2 separate regions of the Homo sapiens genome follow, and region 2 is linked to region 1. The links are chromatin contacts, found by Hi-C in ENCODE. All regions are on one chromosome and are shown on one strand. The core of a region is the stretch at or near the end of the contact, and the rest is flanking DNA. Distances in the headings are between cores, read along the strand shown.

The links. A loop is a pair of places that touch in the nucleus more often than their neighbours do. Pooled maps may share reads with other maps.
Region 2: a loop to region 1 is called in a pooled map, with 8 times the contacts of the local background. The contact joins the promoter of RAB24 here to the promoter of NOP16 in region 1. A Hi-C loop is called at or near these places in 2 of 37 single-sample maps with no recorded cell type and 10 of 50 pooled maps.

Annotation. Positions count from the first base shown.
Region 1 is chr5:176,385,926-176,392,741 of GRCh38, reverse strand. It overlaps NOP16 (NOP16 nucleolar protein), which reads left to right and starts at 4,144. Exons shown (of 5, transcript NM_016391.8): 1 at 4,144-4,309; 2 at 4,399-4,507; 3 at 5,833-5,902. The coding sequence starts at 4,203. It overlaps HIGD2A (HIG1 hypoxia inducible domain family member 2A), which reads right to left and starts at 3,991. Exons shown (of 2, transcript NM_138820.4): 1 at 3,769-3,991; 2 at 2,981-3,411. The coding sequence starts at 3,922. The coding sequence ends at 3,245. It overlaps CLTB (clathrin light chain B), which reads left to right. Exons shown (of 6, transcript NM_007097.5): 6 at 1-241. It also overlaps a transcript of ARL10 not described here. RefSeq lists enhancers at 2,789-3,472, 3,294-3,513, 3,714-4,033, 3,306-4,505, 4,157-4,840.
Region 2 is chr5:177,297,906-177,304,968 of GRCh38, reverse strand. It overlaps RAB24 (RAB24, member RAS oncogene family), which reads left to right and starts at 1,250. Exons shown (of 8, transcript NM_001031677.4): 1 at 1,250-1,797; 2 at 1,892-1,960; 3 at 2,139-2,217; 4 at 2,325-2,392; 5 at 2,473-2,572; 6 at 2,791-2,841; 7 at 2,982-3,044; 8 at 3,162-3,771. The coding sequence starts at 1,681. The coding sequence ends at 3,226. PRELID1 (PRELI domain containing 1) reads right to left here and starts at 1,170. Exons shown (of 5, transcript NM_013237.4): 1 at 892-1,170; 2 at 119-344. The coding sequence starts at 983. It overlaps NSD1 (nuclear receptor binding SET domain protein 1), which reads right to left. Exons shown (of 23, transcript NM_022455.5): 23 at 4,756-7,063. RefSeq lists enhancers at 40-109, 120-189, 340-399, 420-469, 580-679 and 4 more and silencers at 910-1,049, 1,160-1,239, 1,290-1,359, 4,389-4,582.

The DNA.
Region 1 (6,816 bases), core at 2,895-5,394:
GCTGGGCCTGGGCACAGGAGGAGCAGCTGCTTTGGTCGGGGTGGAGACTCGCAGCAGCTGCTACCCACAGCCTATTCCACTCCTCCCCATCTCCAGGCGCTGGGAGGGGGGCCCTCACCCCATCACGCCTCGCTCCCTCCTGGCCCTCTGGTCCAGCCCCTCACGCCTCCTCTCAGTCTACTCAATTGTGACTGTCCCTCCTGATGTATTTTTTTTCTTGGCTTAAAGGGTGTGTTGTTGACTCTTTTTACACTTATTTATTATCATTCTCACTTCTCTGGAAGCCACAACTGGTGTCAGGGCTCGGTTTGTGCTTAGAACTTTCCCAGCTTCATGACCTTGAGAGAAGGGAGAATGTTCCCCCATTTCCCAGCCAAGTGGGAGCCCCAAGCTCTCCATGTCTGTTGCCTCCACCTCCAGGAGGAAAGACAGCCTCTCGCAGAATGCTTTTGTAACCTCGATCCTTTAACAAGTCTGTGAGGTAAATTCTGTTATTCTCACCATATAACCAAGGACACCAAGGTTCCCAGAGGGGAAGTGGCTTGTAGTGGGAGGGAAAAGCGAGACCAGAGGTTCCTGGTGGTAGCTTCCTCCTAAGCCTGGGTAAGAGCCCTGAAGACCCATGAGACTCCCCTCCTTAGGGTTGGCTGGGACCTTCTGGATGTGGAGGGTCCACTGCCCTGTGTATTTCGCTTCCTCCTTCAACTGGGCTCATCTTGGATTTTGGATAAACAACCAGTGATCACACCTTCTTCCCCTTCAGCAGAGTTTGCAAACAGGACGTTCATGACCTGCATGATGTTTAAAAAGATTTGAGTAATTGCCAGTAAATATTAGCTTCCTAGGGCTTCTGTAAGAAGGTACATGAACTAGCTGGCTTAGAACAGAAATTTATTGTCTCATAGTTCTTGAGGCCAGAAATCTGAAATCAAGCTGTGGCAGAGCCATGCTCCCTCTGAAGGAGCTGGGGAAGGGTCTGTTCCACCTGCTTCTGGCTTCTGGTAGCCTCAGGCATCCCTTAGCTGGCAGACGCATCACCCCAATCCTGCCCCCATCAGGTGGCTGTTTGCACATTGCCTTCTAGGTATGTCTGTCTTTGTGGCCAAATCTTCGTTTTCTGTTTTTTTTCTCAAACAGGGTCTCGCTTTATCACTGAGGCTGGAGTGCAGTGGTGCAATCTCAGCTCACTGCAGCCTCAACTTCCTTGGGTCAGGCAATCCTTCCACCTCAGCCTCTCAGGTAGCTGGGACTACAGGCACGTGCCACCACATTTGGCTAATCTTTGTATTTTTAGTAGAGACGGGGCTTTGCCATGTCACCCAGGCTGGGCAAACTCCTGGGCTCAAGCAATTTATCCACTTTGGCCTCCCAAAGTGCTGGGATTACAGGGATGAACCATAGCACCCAGCCTAAGGTCAAATTCTAAGGCACTAGAAGGACTTCAACATTTTTGGAGGGGGACACCATGACACCAACACTTACAAACAGTGGTCATCACTCCATGTCCTTGTCTTGTATCTGGATGCCAAGGGTCACCACAGTGCACTGCTCTACATCTATCATCTCTGCCTCAAAGCTGAGAGAACATGGTGGAGGCAAGCAACTTAGCTGGCCCTAGTACAGCCCTCCACTGAGATCTAGACTGTTGGGGGGTTCAAGAAGGGGTGTGTCTTCACTCCCTTTTTCCTTCTGCCAGCTTGAAGCTGGTGTTGAAAACAGTACAATCACTCGGGAAGAGCGCAGGTCCTCAAATCCAACATTTGAGGAGCGCTGACCACAGACCAGGAATACTTGTTTGAAACTACATGAAGGAGGAACTAACAGGTCACCTCTCTTCTAGAGTGTGCTCAGGTCCTCAGCCTCCTCTTCCAGAACCCTCAAACACTATGTACACAAATCTCTGGAGAGCTTCGGGACTGTGTTCTTCCCACTGTACCAGACTGCTTCTCTGAGCCTGTTTCCTCTTCTATACTGTGTCAAGAACCAGATGGTCTAGGCTGGGCGTGGTGGCTCACGTCTGTAATCCCAGCACTTTGGGAGGCCGAGGTTGGGGGATTACCTGAGGTCAGGAGTTCAAGACCAGCCTGGCCAACATGGTGAAACCATGTTGTTTTAGTATTCTACTAAAAATACGAAATACAAAAATTAGCCGGGCGTGGTGGCACACACCTGTAATCCCAGCTACTCGGGAGGCTGAGGCAGGAAAATTGCTTGAGCCCGGGAGGCGGAGGTTGCAGTGAGCCGAGATTCTGCCACTGCACTCCAGCCTGGCTGACACAGTGAGACTCGTCTCAAAAAAAGAACTAGATGGTCTAGATCAGTGGAGCCCCATAGACTCTAGGGAGGTGGGAGCAGGGTGAGGAGGTTATGCGGAGTGGAGGGCAGAACCCTCTGCCTCTGACCCGACTATGGGAGGCCTCATCTGAAGGAAGGTTGTCCTACTGAAAGTCTGAAAAACTGCTGGCTAGACCAGTATTTTTCAAATGGCATTACTCTAGGCCCACTGAACTAGAATCTCAAGGAGTGACCTTGAGATTCTTTTTTTTTTTTTTTTTTTTTGAGATGGAGTTTTGCTCTTGTTGCCCAGGCTGAAGTGCAATGGCGCGATCTCAGCTCACCACAACCTCCGCCTCCCGGGTTCAAGTGATTCTCCTGCCTCAGCCTCGCGAGTAGCTGGGATTACAGGCACGCAACACCACGCCCAGCTAATTTTGTATTTTTAGTAGAGATGGGGTTTCTCCATGTTGGTCAGGCTGGTCTTGAACTCTTGACCTCAGGTGATCCGCTCGCTTCGGCCTCCCAGAGTGCTGGGATTACAGGTGTGAGCCACTGCGCCTGGCCAAATCTCTGCTTTCAAAGTGCCCTGGGTGGCTGTTACTAGGAAAGTTCGGGAATCACTAGACTACACGATTTCTAAGCACCACTCCAAAGTCCGTTTCCTCCAAAATCAAAGACCAAAAACCATGGGGATGATACTGAATTAAATACAAGTGGATTTTTAGAGTTTATTAAGCAGGGGAGTGGAGGGGAGATGTGGCACAAATAGAAGTATGTAACATTCAAACAACAGCATCTAGGATTTTTGAAAAAACTTTCGGTTACAGTTACACAAAGGGTCACTTCCTCCCCAGCGACACATGGGCCTCTCAAAGGAGAGGAGGGAGTAAGTCCCACGGTAGGGCCAGTGGTTGCTCCCTGGGTTTTGGAATCATTTCTGCGGAGCTTTCAAGGCCAGACCCTGGGCTTAGGGTCGAGACTTCATAGCAGTGACAGCCAGACCCAGCAAGATGGCTGCGACCGTGAAACCCTGGGCGGCGATCCGGGTGCGCATCATGAGCTGAGAGCGCTGGCTGTTGCCCCGGTGGAAGGAGTAGAGGCCGTAGGTGAGGGCGGCCGCCGTGGCCAGGCAACCTGAGGAGGGGACAAAGCAACTGGGAAACAGCAGGTCGGGCCCCGCAGGTCATTCCCCGCTTTGGGTCTCGCTTCCCCAAAGCCAAGATCTCTGGATCACAGCGGAGGGAGGGCGGCGAGGGTAGGTCGAGTCGAGGTCTTCCTAGTTACAGAGTCCTCCCAATCTTAGGCCCCAAATCCCGCCCCCTAAACCCGCTGCTCCCGCTCCAATCAGTTTCGCCCCTCACCGCCCCGCCCCCTCGTCTCTTCTCTAGTCCGCTCTCCTTCCGCTCCCCGCTAGCGCTCTGGTCCTTCTCTACTTCCTTCCCTCCGACATCACTGTCCTCTCCTTGTGCAGTTCCTACCGCACCCACTTACCTATGGGTACCACCGGGTTCTCGCGGGTCTTGCGAACGAACTTTTCCTTGAAACTCTCTGGATTCCTGTAAACAGTGGGGCTCAGCCCCTCAATGACTGGAGGCTTCGATGGTTCAAAGGGGACCTCCGGAATCACAGGGCCGGGAGTCGCCATGTCCGGGCCACAGCAGCAGGAGAAAATCGGGACTCCGACCTCAGCCTCCCGGTGAAGGTCATGAAAGGGGCGGGGAAACGAATAAATTGAGCCTTGTACGCAGGCGCAAATGCTCGTTGCATCCTGGGAGTCGTAGTGCTCAGCACGGTAGTGCTACAAAAGGACTACATTTCCCCAAATGCCCGCAAAGCCTTGTGCACGCCTTCCGGAAGGAGTTTGTTACACGAGGTCTGAGAGACAGAGGCAGCGTGTTTGAGCTGCTGGTGCGGTGGTCAGCGCGATGCCCAAGGCCAAGGGCAAAACCCGGAGGCAGAAGTTTGGTTACAGTGTCAACCGAAAGCGTCTGAACCGGAATGCTCGACGGAAGGCAGCGCCGCGGATCGAATGGTGAGGGGGCTGGGGTTCCGGGTGGCCGTGGGCCTCGGCCGGGACGGTCCGCGAGATGACGGATCCGCGATGTCTCTCTTTGCCGGTAGCTCCCACATCCGACATGCCTGGGACCACGCTAAATCGGTACGGCAGAACCTGGCCGAGATGGGGTTGGCTGTGGACCCCAACAGGGCGGTGCCCCTCCGTAAGAGAAAGGTACTGACATGGCAGGGTCTCGGTCCTTGTCTTCTTTACTCTTCCCCCGCCATACTGACCTAGGTGTCAGAACGTGGTACTGCCCATTCCTTCCCTCAGGCCCTTCCGAGTTTTCGACCTCCCCACAGTCAGAACGCTCAACTGACGTTGAGCAAGGGTCTCTTTACGACCTTCGTCACACTCCCTCCCCAGCACACATTCCCCATACCCCCTCTACTCAGTCTTTTTTCTCTGAAATTAACCCATTAGCATCTCAACGGTATTTTCCTTAATTTATCTTTTTCTACCCTTAACTTTCCTAATTAGTACTCCCTAAGAGTTGGAGATCTTTACTTACACCTTTTCTTTGTTATTCAATCATCCTTGGTCTGAGGCTTCCCTAGGCTTCCCTGACTGCAGTCTCCTTCCCGGGTTCAAGCTATATCCCACCTCAGCGTCCCAAATAGCTGGGATTATAAGCGTGTGCCACCATACCCGGCTGATTTTTGTGGTTTTAGTAGAGGCAGGGTTTCGCTATGTTGGCCAGGCTGGGCCTCAAGTGATCCGCCTGGCCCCCTGGAGGCTTCAACAACTATTAAAAGAATCCAGGTTCCCAAAAGAAAAGCAAGCAATTCATCTTTCTCTGCCTGCCTATCTATAAAATGGGTATAACACTCCTTGCCTTAGGGACTATCTAACTGTGTGGCTGTAGCCTCACATTTATTCAAGAAATGGTAGTGCCATTTTCCTCTGGCATGAAAGAATAAAAAGAAACTTGCCTAAGGCAATGGAACAAATTCATTCGCGAAGCCCATTCATTAGGTTAACTACTTATTGAGAACATGTCACATCCTAAGCACCCTGGGGATTTAATAGAGAACAAAACACAAAGTCCTTGTCACCAAGATTGTGTTGGGGGTAAAAGGCACAGACGGATTACTTGAGGCCAGGAGTTTGAGACCGGCCTGGCCAACATGGCAAAACCCCATCTCTACTAAAAACACAAAATTTAGCTGGGCATGGTGGCGCATGATTGTAATCCCAGCTACTTGAGAGGCTGAGGCAGGAGATCACTTGAACCCGGGGGGAGGTTGCAGTCAACCAAGATTGTGCCACTGCATTTGAACCTGGGCAACAGAATGAGACTCTGTCTCAAAAAGAAAAAGAAAAAAAAAAAGAGAGAGAGAGAGAAAAAGCCTCCAGGGCATTAGTTCTCATTGTTACCTACTTCTACCTAACCGTGGGCAGGGATTCTTATGGGTTAGTAGTTGTGTTGGGATAAGCAGGAGTCTATAACTTTCCCTCATCAAAGATCCTTCTGGTCTCAAGGGCTCTGTTCTCTGCAGGTGAAGGCCATGGAGGTGGACATAGAGGAGAGGCCTAAAGAGCTTGTACGGAAGCCCTATGTGCTGAATGGTGGGTGTGGTCCATATATTCCTTTAGGTCACTGTCCTGCACTGTGGGAAGCTGGGAAGGGCCCTAAGATGTCCTCATTTTGCAGATGGAGAAACCAAGTTTCAGAGGGGAGAAGTGAGCTGGTTCAAAGTTCACAGAGTTAGGACTGTGTCCTGGCTGGCTCATTTTTCATTGTACTGACTAAACCCTGACCTTACTGTGTGAACTAAGGTCAGAGATGTTTAGGGAGGATGTACCCAGGTGCCTGGGAGAATAGAAGAGAAACCAGTAAATCTCTGGCATGGGTATGGCTTCTCATGAATTTAAGGATGAACTGATTTTTAGGGATTCCACCATCTCAATAAATGTTCCAATGACAAAATCGATTTTATGTATATTAAGGCTATAGAGAGTGAACGCTAAAACGGAGGAGAGTAAACCCTACAGGAAAGTGGGAATACTCTAGAATTCTTCATTCATCCTTCCCCTTACCTGTCAGGGAGTTTAAGCAGCTCCCCTAAAGATAAAGGATTTGAATGGCCAGACATTTGATACAGAATTCCTTGAGTTCCTGTCTTTTATCTCAGTGGTTCTCATAAGAATTACTGCACAGGATTGTATATACCAAGCCATAGGCACTTACTGTAGTCAAAGAGGAACATTTTTAAAAATTTTAAAATGTGGTTAAAAAACACATAAAAGTTACCATCCTAACCATTTTTAAGTGCACTGTTCAGTAAAGGATATTGACTTTGTTGTGCAACAGGTCCCTAAAACCTTTTCATTTTGCAAAACTGAAACTATACCCATTAAACAACTCCCCATCTTCCTCTACCTCCAGCCCCTGGCAACCGTGTCAAAGATAATTTTGACTATATACAATATGAGGACCTAACCTCTGGATATGATTCGACTACTTCATTTCTCTGAGGTAG
Region 2 (7,063 bases), core at 1-2,500, 920 kb before region 1:
CCTGCCTCCGGCCACAAAAGCTGCCTTATGGCTCTCTAGCCACATGTATCTGAGGAGCTCTCTATCTCGGGGGGAGGGGAGAGGGGGAGGTGCAGAATCACAACAGGAGGTGTCTCACCATCAGCCGGGCGTGGTTGATGTTCCAGGTGAAGGTAGTCATGGTCTGATTCTGTGGGTCCACAATAGAGTCCTCCAGGACGTACACCGAGTGAGCAACATTGGCAGGAAATAGTCGCTCGGCCCAGCGTGGCATCCTGTTGGTCTTGGTCAGGAGTCGCCGGGACAGCAGTTTCTGGTCAGGGGTCACCTCCCGGTGTACTATGTCTTCCGTCAAGACATGTTTGCTGCAGGTGTCAGGGTGAAGGTGACCCTCAGAAGCTTGCCCCTAAGAGACTGCCCGAGGGGATTCCCATTTGGAGGCTCCGGGCCTAGAGAGGCCACGCCTTCCCGTAACCTTGCAGGGTGGTATGTGCTATGGTTCAAACCAGAGTTAAGGGCCCATCCCAGGGCAAATTCCCACTCCCGCCATCTGACTGACCTGGATTCCTGCCTTCTAGCAGGAATGGACCTCATGATTTATTGCACCCCAGGAAAGCGCCACGGGCAGAGAAATAGGATTTCCAACTCCAAGATCCCTCCCAACTCCCATACTGCCGCCTCTTCTTGTCTCACCACACTGAGAAAAGAATCTTACACTAAGGTCTCAAGTAAACCACCACCCAGGCCCAACCTCCCTTCAGGACCTTGCAGGCCTGGCCTGGCCGCTTCCCCGATAAGGTCTACCTAGGATTCGATATCGAGTCCTTCCTGGTCCCAGTACTTGGGGGTTACCCATAATTCGATCTCCAGATAGCGAGATGGCGCGGTTTTGCTCTTCCAAATACCACGTACCTATAGGGATTCGGGTACCGCTGCCAGAAGGCGGCGAACACTTGGTCCCAGGAACTCCGGAGCACGCTCTGGCCCAGGAAATACTTCACCATCGTCCCGGCCGAAGCGGGCTCAGCACCCGCGCAGCATCAGGGGTGCGGAGCCTGGGAGGCACGCGAGGGCCGGGCCGGGCCGGGGCTCGGCGCACACCCGCCGCCAGGCTCGTAGCTCAGTCACCACCGCACCGCGCCCAAGCAGCTGCCGCCGCCGCCGCCGCCGCCATGAGTTGTCCGGCCGCGCGCCACTTCCGGCGCAGCCACACAGTAGCCACCGCTTCCGGCGCCCGCGCCACGTGACCTTGCGGCCCCGCCCCCTCGCCCTCTAGCCCCCTCCCGCGGGAGTCGCGGCGCTGCGGGTAGGAGCCGGGTTGCGGGAGACCCCAGGTTCGGTTGGGATTCCCAGCCAGAACGGAGCTTAAGCCGGGCAGGCGAGCGAATGACGGAGTAGCGAGCTGCACGGCGGCGTGCTGCGCTGTTGAGGACGCTGTCCCGCGCGCTCCCAGGCCGCCCCGAGGCTTGGGGTCTTCGAAGGATAATCGGCGCCCGGGGCCGAACAGCGGGGGCACACGGGGCGCTGCCGAAGTGCAAGGCCACGGCCAGAGCTCGAGCCCGACGCGCTGTCTGGAGTCGTAGGTTGGCGCCGTTTGGGGTCGGGGTCTGAGGCTTGGGCGCTGCCTGGGCCGAGCGGAGATCGGGGTTTGCCTCCCGTCCCCGCTCAGGACCCTGACGTGGCTGAAGCGGCCCCGGGAGCATGAGCGGGCAGCGCGTGGACGTCAAGGTGGTGATGCTGGGCAAGGAGTACGTGGGCAAGACTAGCCTGGTGGAGCGCTACGTGCACGACCGCTTTCTGGTGGGGCCTTATCAGAACGTGAGTGCATCCGGAGGGGCCAGGCACGGTGGGCGGGGGAGTGGGGGGCCGGTAATCTGCACCTATGGCCCCGATCTCTTCCCTCTCGTTGCAGACCATCGGGGCCGCCTTCGTGGCCAAGGTGATGTCGGTCGGAGACCGGACTGTGACATTAGGTATTTGGGTAAGTCCCCCGGCCATCTATTCTTGGGAGACTCATTCCTGAGGAGGTGTAGGTCCTGCCTATTACTGGTTGATTTGTGGCCTCACAGACCCATTTCTCATAGACCCGTTTCCTTATCTGGAAAATAGCGGGGTCTGGAGAACGTGGCCTTAAGTTTGACTCAGGCCTTACTCTTTAGGACACAGCAGGCTCTGAGCGCTATGAGGCCATGAGTAGAATCTACTATCGGGGTGCCAAGGCTGCCATCGTCTGCTATGGTAAGGGGGGGGGGGGTTTGGGCTGTCTCACAAGAAAAGATGGGTGCCAGGCTAGCCAGAGAACAGCCCTTGACCACTTGGTTGTCTCCTGCATGCCGCACACCAAGACCTCACAGACAGCAGCAGCTTTGAGCGAGCAAAGTTCTGGGTGAAGGAACTGCGCAGCCTAGAGGAGGTAGGTGAACAGACCTCACTAGAACACTAGGGGCTGGGGTTTTGTTGGCCTGTGGAGGTGACCCTTGTCTTCTGCCTCAGGGCTGCCAAATCTACTTATGTGGCACCAAGAGTGACCTGCTGGAAGAAGACCGGAGGCGTCGACGTGTGGACTTCCACGACGTCCAGGACTATGCAGACAGTAGCTGCTCCTCAGCCCTTTGGGGGGTGGGGGTGTGTGGCTGTCTGGGTGGATCAAAGAAAATAGGGACTGCCTTGGCTGCCAGGGCAAGGTGCTCTAGGAGGTCTTCCTGGCCTCCTTGAACTGTGGGGTCCAGGAGACTCCCTGAACTGCTAGCCCTCCCTTTTGTCTGTTTATCTAATTCTCAGGTATGAGGCTTTAGTCACTTCTCTTTACAGATATCAAAGCTCAGCTCTTTGAAACATCCAGCAAGACAGGCCAGAGTGTGGGTGAGTGCTGTGCTGGAGCCTCACAGCAGGAACATGCAGGGGCACCAGAGGAAGCTGAATAGGGCACAGAGGGCTGGGTCACTGGGAGATCCCAGGGCTACTGGCATTGGGCCCTCGCTGATCATCATTTTTCCTGCCAGACGAGCTCTTCCAGAAAGTGGCAGAGGATTACGTCAGTGTGGCTGCCTTCCAGGTGATGACAGGTGTGTGCTTCCCCAGCCTTTATGGAGACTTACTCTAGGCCCACAGCATCTAGCCCCTTTCCTGAGTTACCTGATCCCAACAGAATGGTGCTGAGCTGCCACCTCTCTTTTTGACAGAGGACAAGGGCGTGGATCTGGGCCAGAAGCCAAACCCCTACTTCTACAGCTGTTGTCATCACTGAGTCAGCACTCACCTGGCCTGGGGGAATTAAAGGAATTCCCCGTAAGGGCTGGACCCAGCTCCTTTCTGGGCTTGGGTAGTCAAATGTCTGAGCTACCCCAGGTCCTCATGTCAGCAGAGTGGCGCCTGCCTGTGCTGGCCCATGGAACGGAGACAGCATTGGGCTGACTGTGGGCATGAGGAGGGATAAGGCTGATTTGGACCCCAGGCTTCTGCCCTGGACAGCACTTGTGTCTGCAGATTATTTAAGTGGCTTTTGATCTGTAAATAAAATCAGTGCACTGTGCATCACACCCAGCCCCTTTCCCTGCTGTGTGGATTAGGTGTCAAGACACCTAGTTCTTCCTGGGGCCACCCGGCTGGCCTCACTGCTTATATTAAGGCTCCTCCCAACTCTCATTTTCCTTTGGAAAACAAGACTTTTTTCCCCATGGTTACCGCTGAGATACTGGGGCTGTAGTAGTATAAAAGCTCACAGTTCCTTCTGAGTGCTGAAAAGAGTGCATGAGTTGCTTCGAAATAAAAGGGTCAAGCATTCCTACCTGAGACAGGTTGGTCTGACTAGCTCTACTGCATCTGTCATGTTTGGGCCCCTATGTCAGACCTGTGACTCAGGTCCTGAGCTTCCCAGTGACATCCTACAATGTGGTTTAATGGTAGGAAAGTCCTAAGTTCTGTAAGCCAGAAAGGTCTAATGGATCCAGATTTGGTTCCAATTCAGCTGCTAATTTAGAAAAGGGACTTAAATCCTCATCTTGAGTTTCTCATCTGTAAAATAAGGTGACTACTATGCAGCCCAAGGATTGTGAAGAAAGTGAAGAGTAACTCTAGTACTAAATGTTTTTCCCAATCTTCCCAAGCACTTTTTGCTGAAAGGGCAGGAAGTTCAGGACTAGGTCACAAAGGGAAGCAAACTCCCAAGTTTTCCCCAAAGAAGATCCAGATATTTCTGAGGAATCAGGTGTTAACTGTAAACAGGGCTGACACTTGCTGCTCAACCAGAAGGAAATTTATTGCAGCCCTTTCTGGTATGGAGGGTGTGGCCCCAGGCCAGGGGCTTTCCCTTAGTTTTATCCTTTGCCTCTGCTTTCCTGCCTTTATTTAGGCCTGGGCTGAGTCCTCTGCAGTGGCCAACACCTGCCTTGGAAAAATGTACAACTTAGCCAACATGGTCAGACTCACACTCAGAGAGTGCTTTGGTTCCACTTCCTTTTTAAAAACCAATTCCTCAAACTGCCCTTCCTTCATGAGTGATGGGGGCTTCCTGTGGAGGGAGACTGAAACTGAAACCAGCCACTCCCAACAGAGGGAGAAAGAGGCTTGGGCAGCCCTGTGGCTGCTGAGAGGAAACACACTATTCCCATGACGTGCTTGGAGGAAGGGCTTAGCTTCACAGTATCCCTGCGCCCCCCGCCCCCCACCTCGTACTATCTCTGGGGCTGGCTTCTGCTCTCACCCCAAACAATCCTCCCTCCTGTTAGACTACAACTCCCCACAGCCAATAAAACAAAACACAGGGCAAGGGCCATATATGAGTAAAGTTAAACTTTACTTTACAGTAAATTTTTTTTCTATATACAAAGAATTACAGTACATGTTTATGGGGACTCCTAACACAGGGCTCCCCTCTTTTTCACTAGGAGTTTCACTTACAGCTGACAATCTATGGGGGCGGGGGGGGGGGGGCGCGGCAAAAAAGCAATGATGGACCTTGGCTGATCCCCCCGACCCCTTTCTTAACAATATAGGTAGATGTCTATCGTCAGCTTGCCTCTTTGCCAAGACCTAGGAGGCGGCTCTGCCATGAGCTGCTGTGTGCTGCCCTCCCCACCTTCAGCACACTCATCTACACACACACAGGTAGCACCCACCTCGATGAGACCGCCTTGCTCTGGCCTGCCCCAACCCTGGAAGTTGAAAACATAGAACCATTTATTTCTGCTTCTACTCTCTGTGCCCATGTCTTGTCCACGAAACTTTGCTGAACTTCCAGGACCTTACACCTGAAGCCCCACAATAACCTGATGTTTTGAAAGCCATGGGAAAGCAGCTCTAGAGAAGGAACCACATAAGCAGAAACAGCGCATGTTAAACTCGAAACACTTCTTCCGAGGTTGTGGATTTCTAGTTTAATTCTTTCCACTTCCTTAGAAAATACTACCCTTAATCTTCATAAGCAGTAGAGGGGCTTCCATGAGTGGAAGAGGTAGAGAGGGGCAGAAGGGAGCTGAGGAAGACCCAACAACCAGAGCTCTCTAACAACCTGCTCCAGGCAGCGTGGACGGAGGCTATGGACAAGGTGGCCCCAGCCCTGAGAAACTCAATGGCCACCTTCACCTGGATATAGGATCTCTTCCACCTCTGGATTGCACTGGGCCACTCCAGGGTTGGGTGCAGGCTTCACTGAGGATCTTCCTTCTCCCCACTTTTAACAAAGCCTCAAACTTTTCTACATAAAATCTCCTCCCAAACAGGAACCCGGGTTTCTTGAGCTGCCAGTCCCTCAACCCTTGGCAGTGCTTATTTATACCGTGAAATTAGCACCATCATTACATTTTATTGTGTGTGTGTACAAAACAATGATCTATTCTTATTTCAATTTACACTATAGCAGCCTCTGGCCCTGTTGCACTGGCCCTAGGAAGCTCAGCTGAGAACTAACTGGCCATAGCCAATGACAGGCTCCCACAGCAACTACCAAGCAGTGACTTGGAATGTCTACACATGGAACTGCTCAAATGAAACTCAGCAAGAAAGGGGCTGGAGGCAGCTCCTTCTCTGCCATGATCTGAGAGAGGTTAGGACACTGGGCTCCTCTAACCTGGCTGATAAACCCCAAGAGGATGACAGTATCATTTAAAAAACCTTAGTAAAATCCACCTTATAGGGACTAAGGGTAAAACCTATCCAAGTTTCATGCTGTCCTCATTACTCCCTATGGGGGAATCTGTCAGGACTAAACTTTCTGCCATTCTGTTCTCATGAGGCAACATTAGAATTACAACCTGGGAGTCCGGCTCCAGTGAGCAGACAGTGCCGAGCCTGGGAAGGGATCAACAGGGTGTTTCATGCCCTGACCATAGTGTGGGGTGAAGGATGTAAAGAATAAAATAACTATTTTCATCAATGCTAAAGATTTGGTTCAGAAGAGGGTCAACACAGTGATTTAAGTCATCTCAAACTCAGTAACAGGGTAAAGCAGACATTTAAAAATGAGGATGTTTCTGTATCAATGACAGCTATTTTGCTATTAGACTGGGTTGGCTCCAGCAAGATAAGCAAATGAGGCTTTGAATGTAAATTTCAACATTTTTCATAATCTTTTTCTGACTTAGCAGGGCTAGATGTATTGGCTTTCTAGCTACCCATGGAGAATTTCAACTTTTGCCTTGTCCCTGGAAAAGGCCTCCTGGGGAGCTGGCTCCAAGGCAAACACTCTTGAGATCTCAATTTCCAAGCACATACCCAAATACCACCCTGCGTTAAGGACCAGAAGTTTTCTAAGATGAAAGATTTCCTTTTCACTCCAATTCACATCCCTTTGGAAAAGGGGTCTTATTACAAACTTCAGGGGACGTCCCACAGGGCTGGCAAGGCCACTCCCTCCCCACCTTCCTCCAAGAGTCACATTTCCCAACAGTTGTTGTGACTCTGCTTCTAATTGGATAGTGACTGCTTTCATGATTTTAACCATCTAGTATCACATGCTGCTACTGGTGGGCCCAATAGCTCAAATTTCTAGTTTCCAGTGGTTTTCTAGTTCCCATTCAATGGCCCTTGAAGGAAGCCCAGATGTCCATCCATTCAGATGAAGAACTGCTCCCCAAAATGGCTCAGA